Linked DNA regions of Homo sapiens: regions 1 and 3 are each linked to region 2. Evidence: chromatin contacts called from ENCODE Hi-C data. All regions are on one chromosome and are shown on one strand. The core of a region is the stretch at or near the end of the contact, and the rest is flanking DNA. Distances in the headings are between cores, read along the strand shown.

Region 1 (3,440 bases), core at 280-2,779, 440 kb after region 2:
TTAAATGAAATAAAAGAAACTTCGTTAGAGACCATTTGATTGTTCAGTTCACTGGTCACTCAATACACAGTTATTGAGCATCTACCATGTGGCAGGCACTGTTCCAGGAACTGTGCCCAGAAGACAGGCACCAGATTATACAAGTCGTGATCTACTTAAAGCTCAAGAGTTTGTGTCTTTAATCACAGAAACCACCCTTTGAATGCCACAGATTCCATTATGCCCACCCAATAGTTTCCTCCCAACCCATCCAGTCTCTTATCCATGACCTCACCATGGTAACAATATCCCCCATGGCCATTCAGATCTAGTAACAATTTAATGTTTGTCTTTTCTGTGTATGTTTTGTGTGTATATTTTTACATCTTGATTGTCTTTCTTTTTTTGAGCATGTTGTTCCATCTGGTTGGTAGAATATGATATGAAAAGGTCAGGACTTTAATTTTATGGACCATTTAGCTTCATTTGGAATGAGAATAAAGCTCCCATGACGAGAGATTTACCCGTCAATCTGAGCCAGAGGCTTAGCAGATGTCGGCACGTCCTCGATCACTGGAGGTCAGAGCAGGAGATCCTAGATGGTTTGCTCCCTTCAAACCTATTATCATTACCAGGAATGTCATCAGTAGAACACAACTTTTAGATAGTTTGGCAGAGGTATTATATTCGTAAATAAAAGTAAATATGTCTGTGTGGGTGCACTTGTGTATGCATGTGTGATGTTTTGCAATCTCCTTGAGGGCAGCAGAAACAATGATGAAACGTACAAGCATAATCCCAGAAATTGACAAAGCACATTCCCTCACATCTTTCATGTCTGCGTTCATATACCATCTTCTCAGAAAGCCTTTCCCTGACCACCACTAGAAAGTAACTCACCTGAATTTTTGTCTGTTTTGTCCACTCTTGCACTCTCTTTCATCCTAGCTCTTACTGTATTTTTTCCTTTTTTGCAATTGCTTACTAGATGGTGAGCTCCTTAGAGGGAAGTATAGTACATATTTCCTCCATGTCTCCAGTACCCAACACAGTGCCTGACGTTGAGAGGGCTCTTAATAAGTGTTTGTGAAAGACTGGTAGAGCAATGCCCTATGAAACAAGAAGCTGGATAACACTGTAAGTATTTCTTTGGTTTGGGGGAATTGGAGTCTAAAGGGCATGCTTTGTTTTCCGGTTGGGTGGGCTGGTGTACTGCTGGGTGTTTTTGGTAAATGTGAAGATTTCCTCCTGCCTAGTTAGCCTGCACTCTGCATGCATGCCATACACAAGGCAGCTGGCTCACCACAGTGGACTGTGACAGTTCACAGCTCCCTGCCAGCCAGTTAGACTGTCCCATCAATCTGTCCCAGAAGCTCCCACACCCTCTCATCTGACAGTAATTCAATCCTTTCCTTGGATTTCTCTGATCACCCGCCCTGTGTTCTTCTCTCTCCTGTCCCTTGCTGTCTGAGCTGCTCAGACTTCAGCAGCCATATGGACTAAAGCAAAAGTGAGTTCATCCACAGAGCATGTGCTTGGGCAGCCAAGTCCTCCAGGTTTGAATAAAATGACCCAACGCATTTGGTATTCACTGGGCAGTCACACAGGGACATGTCCATTCTAGGATGTCCCTCATAAAGGCCAGATGCTGCCTCAGCCAGATTCGCCTAAGTTCTTTGATTGGGACTCCTGGTGGCAGGCATGGGAGGTCAAACTCCTTCCACTTTCCCGTCCTATCCGCGCCTCCCAATTCCTCATTCTCCTAACCACTGGTTTTGCCTTAATGATGAATTCCAACAAGAATTCCCATTCCCAATTCCATTTGGATTCTTCCCAAAGTGAAATCCCTCACCTGGTCTATAGCTGCAAATTGAAAAGACTCAAATTATGGCTTTTATAGACAACGTACTACTGTATTTCTTGGGGGCAAAGAACTGGCACTGGCTAATGAGTTATATTCCAATGTACAATGCCCTCTGATTGTGTATTATATATTAGCACTCTGGGATTGAAAGAGACAATTGTGTCGTGTTTGCCCATTAATCGGGAATACTCATCTCAGCTGCGCTGTGTTGCATGCCAGCCAAACTTGTCATTCTCATACCCAACAGCTTTTAATTGTTGTGTTGCCCTTTCATGGTAACCTTTCTCAGAGTTTGGAGAGCAAAAACAGAGTCCTACCTAAATATCAGCTCCTTCCCACTCTGAGAAAAAAAAAGAATCCATTTAGATGGAAAGGATTTGGGTTTTCTCATTCCCAGAGGCTGACAATGCTTCAGCGATTTCCAGTACCCAGCAAGTCTAAATGCTAGCTATGGGATTGCTTCTTCTAGTAAAGTTAGGAAATATATCATACAAGAAAAGGGCTCCCATGACCTCACAGTAAGCTGGAGACTAAAATAGAAGAAATGCCTTAAAAATCATTGTCGAGACCCAATTCAATGCAAGTAACAGAAAAATCTAAATCAAACTGTCTTAGGTGAACATTTTTATTCACTCATATAACTGAAAAGACCCGGGATAGTAGTGCTTCAGCCTATCTAGATTCAGGGCTTGAAAATCTCTTCAAGACTTGGTCCCATCCTTGCCACATGTTTGCTCTTCTGTTGCCATATAAACTTCTGGTCAAGGGAGCTTTATTCTCCTTCTTGCCCATCTTGTGGCAAGATTGCGGCCAGCAGGTCAGTGGCAGGCTCTGAGCTCTAGTGGAAGTCCCAAGATTGAGTCTCACTGGACTAGTTTGGCTCATGGTTCTTGTTCTGAGCCAATCACGTTGCCCACGGGGAATGGAGCCTGAAAATTGGCCAGACGTAGGTCACTCTTGCCCCTAGACATGGAAGGGTTAAATCCATCCACCCAAACCACGAAAACTGCAATGAGAGGTGGTGGTGGTTCTCCAGGAAAATCCACGGGCTGTTACCAGAAAAATGGGGAACAGATGCTGAACAAGCAAGAAAAACAGAGGTACTGTCTCTTCATCTCAGCTTCAAGAATGAAGGTTGAATGTGTTTGTAGGTTGGTAATGTAAGTTAATGTCTTCTCCCAGAACCCTGTCCAGAATAAAGAGTACCGTTTACTGAGTGCTGGGCCCTGTGCCCAGTGTGGTACGTCCTTTCATTTAATCCTTACGCCTGCCCTGCCCTATGATGGGCCCCCGTTTCTAAATAAGGGAAGGAGGCATAAGGAGATTAAATGTCATGCTTGAAGCTACACAACTGCTAAAGACTGAGTCGTTATTTAACCGTGGTCTGACTGCAAAGCCCATGTTTATTCTCCTTTTGTGTATTTCCCAAACTTGCCTATTCACAAGACTCTCTGGGGGGTGTTTGTGAAAAACACAGGTTCTCAGGCGCTCCTCCTGGGAGATTCTGATTCAGAAAGTCTGGGCAGAAGTCTGAGCATCTCTTTTAACAGGTGTGCTCAGTAATCCTTATAATTAGACAAGGTTGAAAATGCATAAT
Region 2 (3,587 bases), core at 627-3,126:
ATTATCCTGACTCCTCTATTTTACTTCAACCTTTCACTCTTCCAAGTTATACTTTTACATTTAACACCTAACTGTAAACTCCCCTACATTAGTATTGATTTCCTACTTAGACTGCAAGCTCAAGTGAAAATTCTATTGTGTACCTAGCATAGTGCCAAATAGACAGTTAGAACTCAACACTATTGCATAAGTCATTCCAATGGTTTTAGCGCTGGAAGGGACCTTGGAGATCACTTAGTCCTACCCTTCATTTTGTATATGAGGAACCTGCAGCCCACAATTTATTCCTTGATCTATTTACAAATAAATTATCATTATTCATTAATTTGCATTTACTGTAGCAACCAAACTGTGGTTTCCACCAGGATTTAGTAAGTACAGGTTGCAAAGAACAGCAGGTCAGGCAAACAAGTAACATTCTGTTATGTGAAACACAGGAAACAAACCTACCTGCAGCTCCAACTGAGCAGGCAGCATTAGAGGAGAGAAAAATAGTTACATTACCAATTGGATTGGAAGACTTCCCTTCAGTTGGTCATTACCAATCTGGATAGAAAAGATGAAAAAATACATAGCCCTACTTTTTAGAATGTGTGAGAGAAAAAAAAACAAAATAGCTCAACTAAGACTGACCTCCAAAAGCCAGATACATATGGCTTTCGCTTTGACACAAGGAACCTTGCACCAAAACCAGTAACCCTGCTCATTCAAAAATGCAAGTACAATTACGGCTGGACTGTGTTTGTGCATCCACAACTTCACTGCATGTGTGGGCTTCGGTTTTTTTTTTTCCTTCCAAAAAAAAAAAAAAAATCTAGCAAGGGTTTCTCTGGACTTAGTAAAAAAAATCAGAATGGCCAAAGCAGAAAATATAGTAATTGAGCAAGAGAAAGAAGTGCAGATTAGGAACTAAAGGAGAAGGATGGATGGGATATTACTTCATAGCTTGTTTTCCTTGCTGGCCTGTATTTCTGTATGTTGATATACTCTTGTGAAATAATATACAGTGAGCTGAGAGTTTCATATGTTTCGATTACAGGGCTCTCATAAAGGCTGTTTAGCCTCAGTTCTTAGAGCCCTTCAAAGCTATCATATGACTACAAATGTTTAAATGTGTTTTTACATGAAGGCATGGACTAGACTATTTTTCAAGGTCCCTTCTAGCCTAGAGGCAAATAAGAAGACCAAAAGAAACATACGCTGAACGATCATGCATGTAGAAATTGTAAAGCCTGGGAAGTTATACAAAATGTCTCTTTCATCTACTGGAAAGTACCAATATGTCTTTATGCACTCAGCTGCCATAAACATGGGTTGTAAGTCATTGGTTTTTATCAGCACAGACACTTATCCCACAAAGCCATATTGTTTTCCACACGAATCCCCTGCAGTTCCTAACTCAGAGTCAAATGCTATTTGTGAAATAATAAGAGAAAACGCATCTGAACTGCAAGTCAGGAAAGCCCTGCAGCCGCATGGTCTGAGGCCAAGACACAGGTCCCGTGACTCAGACACTGACTAACTCTCGAACTGACAGCTTTGGCTCAAGCTATCCGCAGGTGTGTGAACTGTACCTGCCATATCAACTTGGACACAGGTCACTTTACATTGATGAGTAATGACATTTGCCATTCTCCCCTGGGAAGCTGTAGATAAGCACATTTAGTTACCCAAAATCAACTTGAGAGCTATGATTAGGCACAAATTAGCCTGGTTTAAAATATAAATGATTATTATAACTAAATGTACTTATTTCTCCACTTCCAATCTGTGAATTGAGGGATGCAGAGAGCTAGTCCAGGAGCTGCCAACCTCTAGGCCTCTGTGTCGTCACTAAATTGGTCAAATCTAGGACCAGCCATGCCAGCCTGCCATGGGACACAGAGACATTGAGAAATAGTGAACACTTTCTTTCAAAATAAGGGGATCGAGCATGTGACAGGCTAGATGCAAGATTTCAGAGAGGAAGGTGAATAGGTTAGAAAACCACCAGAGAGCTGGTGGTGGGAGGAAGATGAGCGGCTGGTGCCAGGAGCCGCCGGCTTTCCCCACTTACTCGGATGCGCTTGGCTCTGCGCATGTCGTCGGCTGTCAGCGTGCTCTGGGTGGGCACCACGCTCTCTTCATGCTGCGGCTGCAGGTGCAGGGTGTGAGTTTCTGGTTCATGTTCCAGGGAAGACTGGGTTTCCTGTGGCAGCTGAGGGATTGGGATAGTGGTCTGTTCTGGTTGATCCAGCCCATTCAGAGTGGCTGGTTCAGCCTCATCAAATTGCTCCTTTGTGGGAAAATGTAGCAAGTCCTGAAATTTGCAATAACCAGGAATAGAGATCAGTGCCGGAGGGACTGTCAGCTCAGATTTAGAATTGCTGCTTATTTCAGAATGACTAGATTCATAATACTCAGAAAAAATATTCTCCCTCTGGGAAAGTTAATTAGGTAACTATGCACAGAAGGCAAAAGCAGGAGAGGTTCCACACCACTTAACAAGGAAAAGACTGTGATCTGACTTTTCTGGAATATCAATAATTTTAATTGTTTAAACTAATTAAACAAAGTCCACCTCTACTAACTCTGGTCAATTTTATTTATTTATTTATTTTTATTTTATTTTATTTTATTTTTTTTTTGAGACGGAGTCTCGCTCTGTCCCCAGGCTGGAGTGCAGTGGCGCGATCTCGACTCACTGCAAGCTCCGCCTCCCGGTTCACGCCATTCTCCTGCCTCCGCCTCCCGAGTAGCTGGGATTGCAGGCGCCCGCCACTGCACCCAGCTAATTTTTTTTGTATTTTTAGTAGAGACGGGGTTTCACCGTGTTAGCCAGGATGGTCTCGATCTCCTGACCTCGTGATCCGCCCACCTCGGCCTCCCAAAGCGCTGGGATTACAGGCATGAGCCACTGCGCCTGGCCAAGTCCGGTCAATTTTAAATCTTTAGAGCAGCAAAGTTGGGTTTTTGTTGTAGGTAACACTTGAAAATACATTCTTTTCTGGCATTATCCAATCATTCTTTAATTAACAGGCAGCAAGGTCTGATAGGAAAGGTCTACAAACATTGGGAAGGTCTTTGTACTTAGGTCTCGTCAGGGATCTGGCGAGTCCTCCACACAAGCACCTAAGGAGGGCTCCTTCCCGTCCCCCCGTACCTGTGTCCCATCGTCACTCTTTTCCCCATTTTCGCTGGTGATTTCCAGGCGGATAAATTTTGGAGGACGCCCCGGCCGTCGACCTGGACCGAATCGCCTCTTGCCTCGTCCCCTTCCTCTGCCTCTTGTTCTGGGGACAAGAGATTGGGTTACAGGTCGTCATGGTTACATAATACTCCATAACAAGTAGCGACCTAAATGATCCTTACTAACCCCAGAGTTTGATTCCTCTCACCTTATTACTTTCCCAGATTTTCTCCAATAGAAACAACTGTTTTACTAATATACACTTTCTGAATGTCTCATCCTTCCCCTCTATTACAGCTTAAAGATATGTCTTCAATTATTCTGAAGAAAAGAGCTATAAAAATTCAAAGCACTGACAATATTTTGCTTCTGAAATGATGTGAGAAAGGCAGACAGGACAGAACATGCTAAGCCTTTG
Region 3 (3,297 bases), core at 46-2,545, 460 kb after region 2:
ACGAGCCATGTTGGAACTGACAAATGAGAGTTCTTTCTTTATTTCTTTTTTTTTTTTTCTTGAGATGGAGTCTCACTCTGTCGCTTGGGCTGGAGTGCAGTGGTGCGATCTCCACTCACTGCAACCTCCGCCTCCAGCATTCATGCGATTCTCCTGCCTCAACCTCCCAAGTGGCTGGGATTACAGGTGCCTGTGACCACGCCTGCCTAATTTTTTTGTATTTTCAGTAGAGATAGGGTTTCACTATGTTGGCCAGGCTGGTCTCGAACTCCTGACCTCGTGATCCACCTGCCTCAGCCTCCCAAAGTGCTGGGGTTACAGGCATGAGCCACCTCACTCGGCCTTTTCTGTTTTTTTAAGACAGGGTATCGCACTGTTACCTAGGCTGGAGTGCAGTGCCACCATCATGGCTCACTGCAGCCTCAATCTCCTGGGGCTCAAGCAATCCTCCTACCTCAGCCTCCTGAGTAGCTGGAACCATGGGTGCTTACCATCACACCTGGCTAGGTTTTAAAAAAATGTTTTTATTTTGTAGAGATGGGATCTCCCTATGTTGCCCATGCTGGAGACTTTGTATTACTTAGGATCTGACACAATATCTCACTTACCTTTTTTCTGTCTTTGGAGTGAACTATATTTTCCCCTAATCTTAGGTGTTAATTTAGTTTCATGGAACAGGCAATGTACAATATTAAGAATTGATTGTATGGGAGATGCTATGGTAGGTCCCTGGCAGAAAGAATGAGGATGCGGAATGAGGAGAGAAGGATCAGTGGTGGGCATGGAGTGACATGGTCGGGGTGGGAACTCAAGAGAGATGCAAACGTGAGTAAGATGTGGGCTTGACCACAATGTATAAACGTAGAGGAGACCCAACTATGAAGGCTGTCCGTAAGTGTTATGGTGGTGGGGGCGGAAGGCATAAACAAAATCCTCTGGGTACACAGGAGATAGAGAAATACATTCTGCCTGGGAGAGCTGGAGAAAGCTTCATGCAGAGGGTGACATCTGAGCTGACTCTTGAAGGATGGGTAGGCCCCACACACACAGAGAAGAAAGGAACAGTAGCAGGAAAGCCATGAGGTGACAGTGGTCTACGGGCTAACATGAGAGTGAGCTACACGTGTTGGGGGTGGGTAGGAACTGTGGCAGGAAAAGCAAAGAACCTTGAATGTCCTCTTAAAGACTGTAGATTTTCTACGGGCAACGGGAGTCACTGAAGGTTTTTGAGCAGAGGAGTGGTGTCTTTTGATCTTTTGATTTTCCAGGGCTGGCTCCTTTGGCGTGTGCGGTTACCTGGTAGCGTCGGTTATATGATGTGGTGCGAGACTGTGCTTTCACTTTTCCTTTCCAGGGGAGCCCTCTCAAGGAAGAGAACATTATTGTGCTTTTATCTCCTTTTGTCCAGCCTTAGTTTGATCCTCTGTTTGCCATTTCCCCTCTCTTCCCTTTGATGTTCTTGGCAAGGGAAGAGTTATACCATTGACATCTTCCTATTGACATCTGTGTCAGGTATTTGATTCCTAATACCACATGATTATTCTTTTTGATGAATCAATGGGCAAGGAAATAAGTTGCTCTCACTGTCCATGGGTTGGAAACCCAGGAAAGTTTAGGAATAAAAGAGTCGAAGAAAGCAGCACACAGACAGAGAGGTGGGACGTGCATGAGAGCAGAGGACAGCATGCCGTGGTTGGAGGAGGTCTCAAAATAGAAGGTGCTTCTCTTGGGATTCACACCGCGGGCCTTGGCAGGCAGCCCACCCTTATCGTCATTAATTTCCTGAGTTCAGAATTGGGTACCACACCCTGGTGTTAAGCTGTTAACCTCCAGCATCAAGGCCACAGCCGCTGGGGAGAATTCTTTTCTCAAGCTGTGGCCTCGTCAGAGTTGTCCTCTGAACATGCCACAAAGGGTGAATGTTCCATCCAGTCCCACAATTCTGGAATTCTATGTATACTTATGTACCTCCCACGCCTTTCCTCCAGGACACGCACACACAGAGCAAAGTCTTCCTATAGCGGGCCATGATGCTGCAATTGCAGAGTATGTAAGTGTATGTGTAGGCGTGTGTATATTTGTAAAAGCAGAAGTGCACGCATACGTGTGTGTGTGCATGTGCATGCACATGTGTATAGGGGCATGCGTGTGCATGTGCACACAGAAATATGTAGGCTTTCAATACATAGAACACGACTTTCCTTTCAGACCTTTCTTTCTTCTATTGCCTGAAAGTATAAAACCTGAAATAATGTGGATAGTTTGAGGAAACCAAGGATGTTTCTAGAGCCTGGCTTTTCATAGGCTCTAGAAACAGAGCTCTGTCTGCTCTAGGTTTCGAGACTGGTTACCGTTCTCAGATCCAGGAGTTCTTTAGACGTCATCCAGTTTTCCTTGCTATGTGCTGTGAAATTACAGCCGTGCCATCAGTAGAGGGCTCCCTCAACCTTAGAAGCTGGTGAGAATGCTTGAAGGCCACGCAATGTAAATGGGAGAAAAATGCAGATCTGACTGTGAATTTTAAATCCAGTGCCCCAAAGTACTTTTGAAGAGAAGAAACCCTAACCCATCCTGAAAACAGACGATTTCAGCAAGAAGGTATTTGTAGTGTTTACATTACATGACACTGTTTAAATTCCTGGATCAAGGTCAGTGTAATGTTTATGCTCAGAGTAACACATAGCTAAGTTATTCTTCAAAGAACGCAAGAAGCAGGGCAACTCCCTGACCAATGGTTTAATTGTTTCTGGACGCGTCACTCATGTTCCTAAACTCAGGGTTTCCTAACTATACAATTACAGAACCATCAATCACCTTCAGTCTCAGTCCTGGGCCAAAGCTTTGCAGATGCCAGATCTCAATTTGGCATTTACCCAGATTTGTGCCAGCTAAACGTCAAGTGTCCGGCTGATAAAGCACCATGTCCGGGTGTTGAATGCCACAGTCTGCTCAGGTAATTGCAGCTGGCCAGCTGCTCTGCATTAACATTGAGAAGGCTGAGTGGTGGATATGCAGGCAGGGGAAGGAAGCCGGACACTGCTGAATCAATGTTTATCTATTGGTTGATATGTCTCTTTTTTACAATTTTTGAGACAGGGTCTTACTCTTTCACCCAGGCTGGAGTGCAGTGGCACAATCCTGGCTCACTGCAGCCTCCACCTCCTGGGCTCAAGCAATCCTCTTGCCTCAGCCTCTCAAGTAGCTGGGCCTACAGGTGCATGCCACCACATCTAGCTAAGTTTTTTAATTTTTGTAGAGATGTGGTTTTACTATGTTGCCCAGGCTGGTCTCGAATTC

What was found. A loop is a pair of places that touch in the nucleus more often than their neighbours do. Pooled maps may share reads with other maps.
Region 1: a pooled map shows a loop between it and region 2 (2.5-fold over the local background). The contact joins two enhancer-like sites. A Hi-C loop is called at or near these places in 2 of 37 single-sample maps with no recorded cell type and 4 of 50 pooled maps.
Region 3: a pooled map shows a loop between it and region 2 (2.3-fold over the local background). The contact joins two enhancer-like sites. A Hi-C loop is called at or near these places in 2 of 50 pooled maps.

The regions. Positions count from the first base shown.
Region 1 is chr11:130,367,927-130,371,366 of GRCh38, forward strand. It overlaps ZBTB44-DT (ZBTB44 divergent transcript), which reads left to right. Exons shown (of 7, transcript NR_148980.1): 2 at 968-1,116. Among named protein-coding and RNA genes, the nearest start is that of ZBTB44-DT, 55 kb to the left of the region's middle. RefSeq lists an enhancer at 2,971-3,440. Within about 2 kb of position 1,530, at least 4 of the 41 ENCODE cell types and tissues checked have a DNase peak (open chromatin) inside an H3K27ac peak, as active enhancers do.
Region 2 is chr11:129,928,960-129,932,546 of GRCh38, forward strand. It overlaps PRDM10 (PR/SET domain 10), which reads right to left. Exons shown (of 21, transcript NM_199437.2): 10 at 3,143-3,272; 11 at 2,057-2,299. Among named protein-coding and RNA genes, the nearest start is that of NFRKB, 35 kb to the left of the region's middle. Within about 2 kb of position 1,877, at least 5 of the 41 ENCODE cell types and tissues checked have a DNase peak (open chromatin) inside an H3K27ac peak, as active enhancers do.
Region 3 is chr11:130,387,721-130,391,017 of GRCh38, forward strand. The region is part of intron 2 of ZBTB44-DT (ZBTB44 divergent transcript); the gene reads left to right. Among named protein-coding and RNA genes, the nearest start is that of ADAMTS8, 39 kb to the right of the region's middle. Within about 2 kb of position 1,296, at least 10 of the 41 ENCODE cell types and tissues checked have a DNase peak (open chromatin) inside an H3K27ac peak, as active enhancers do.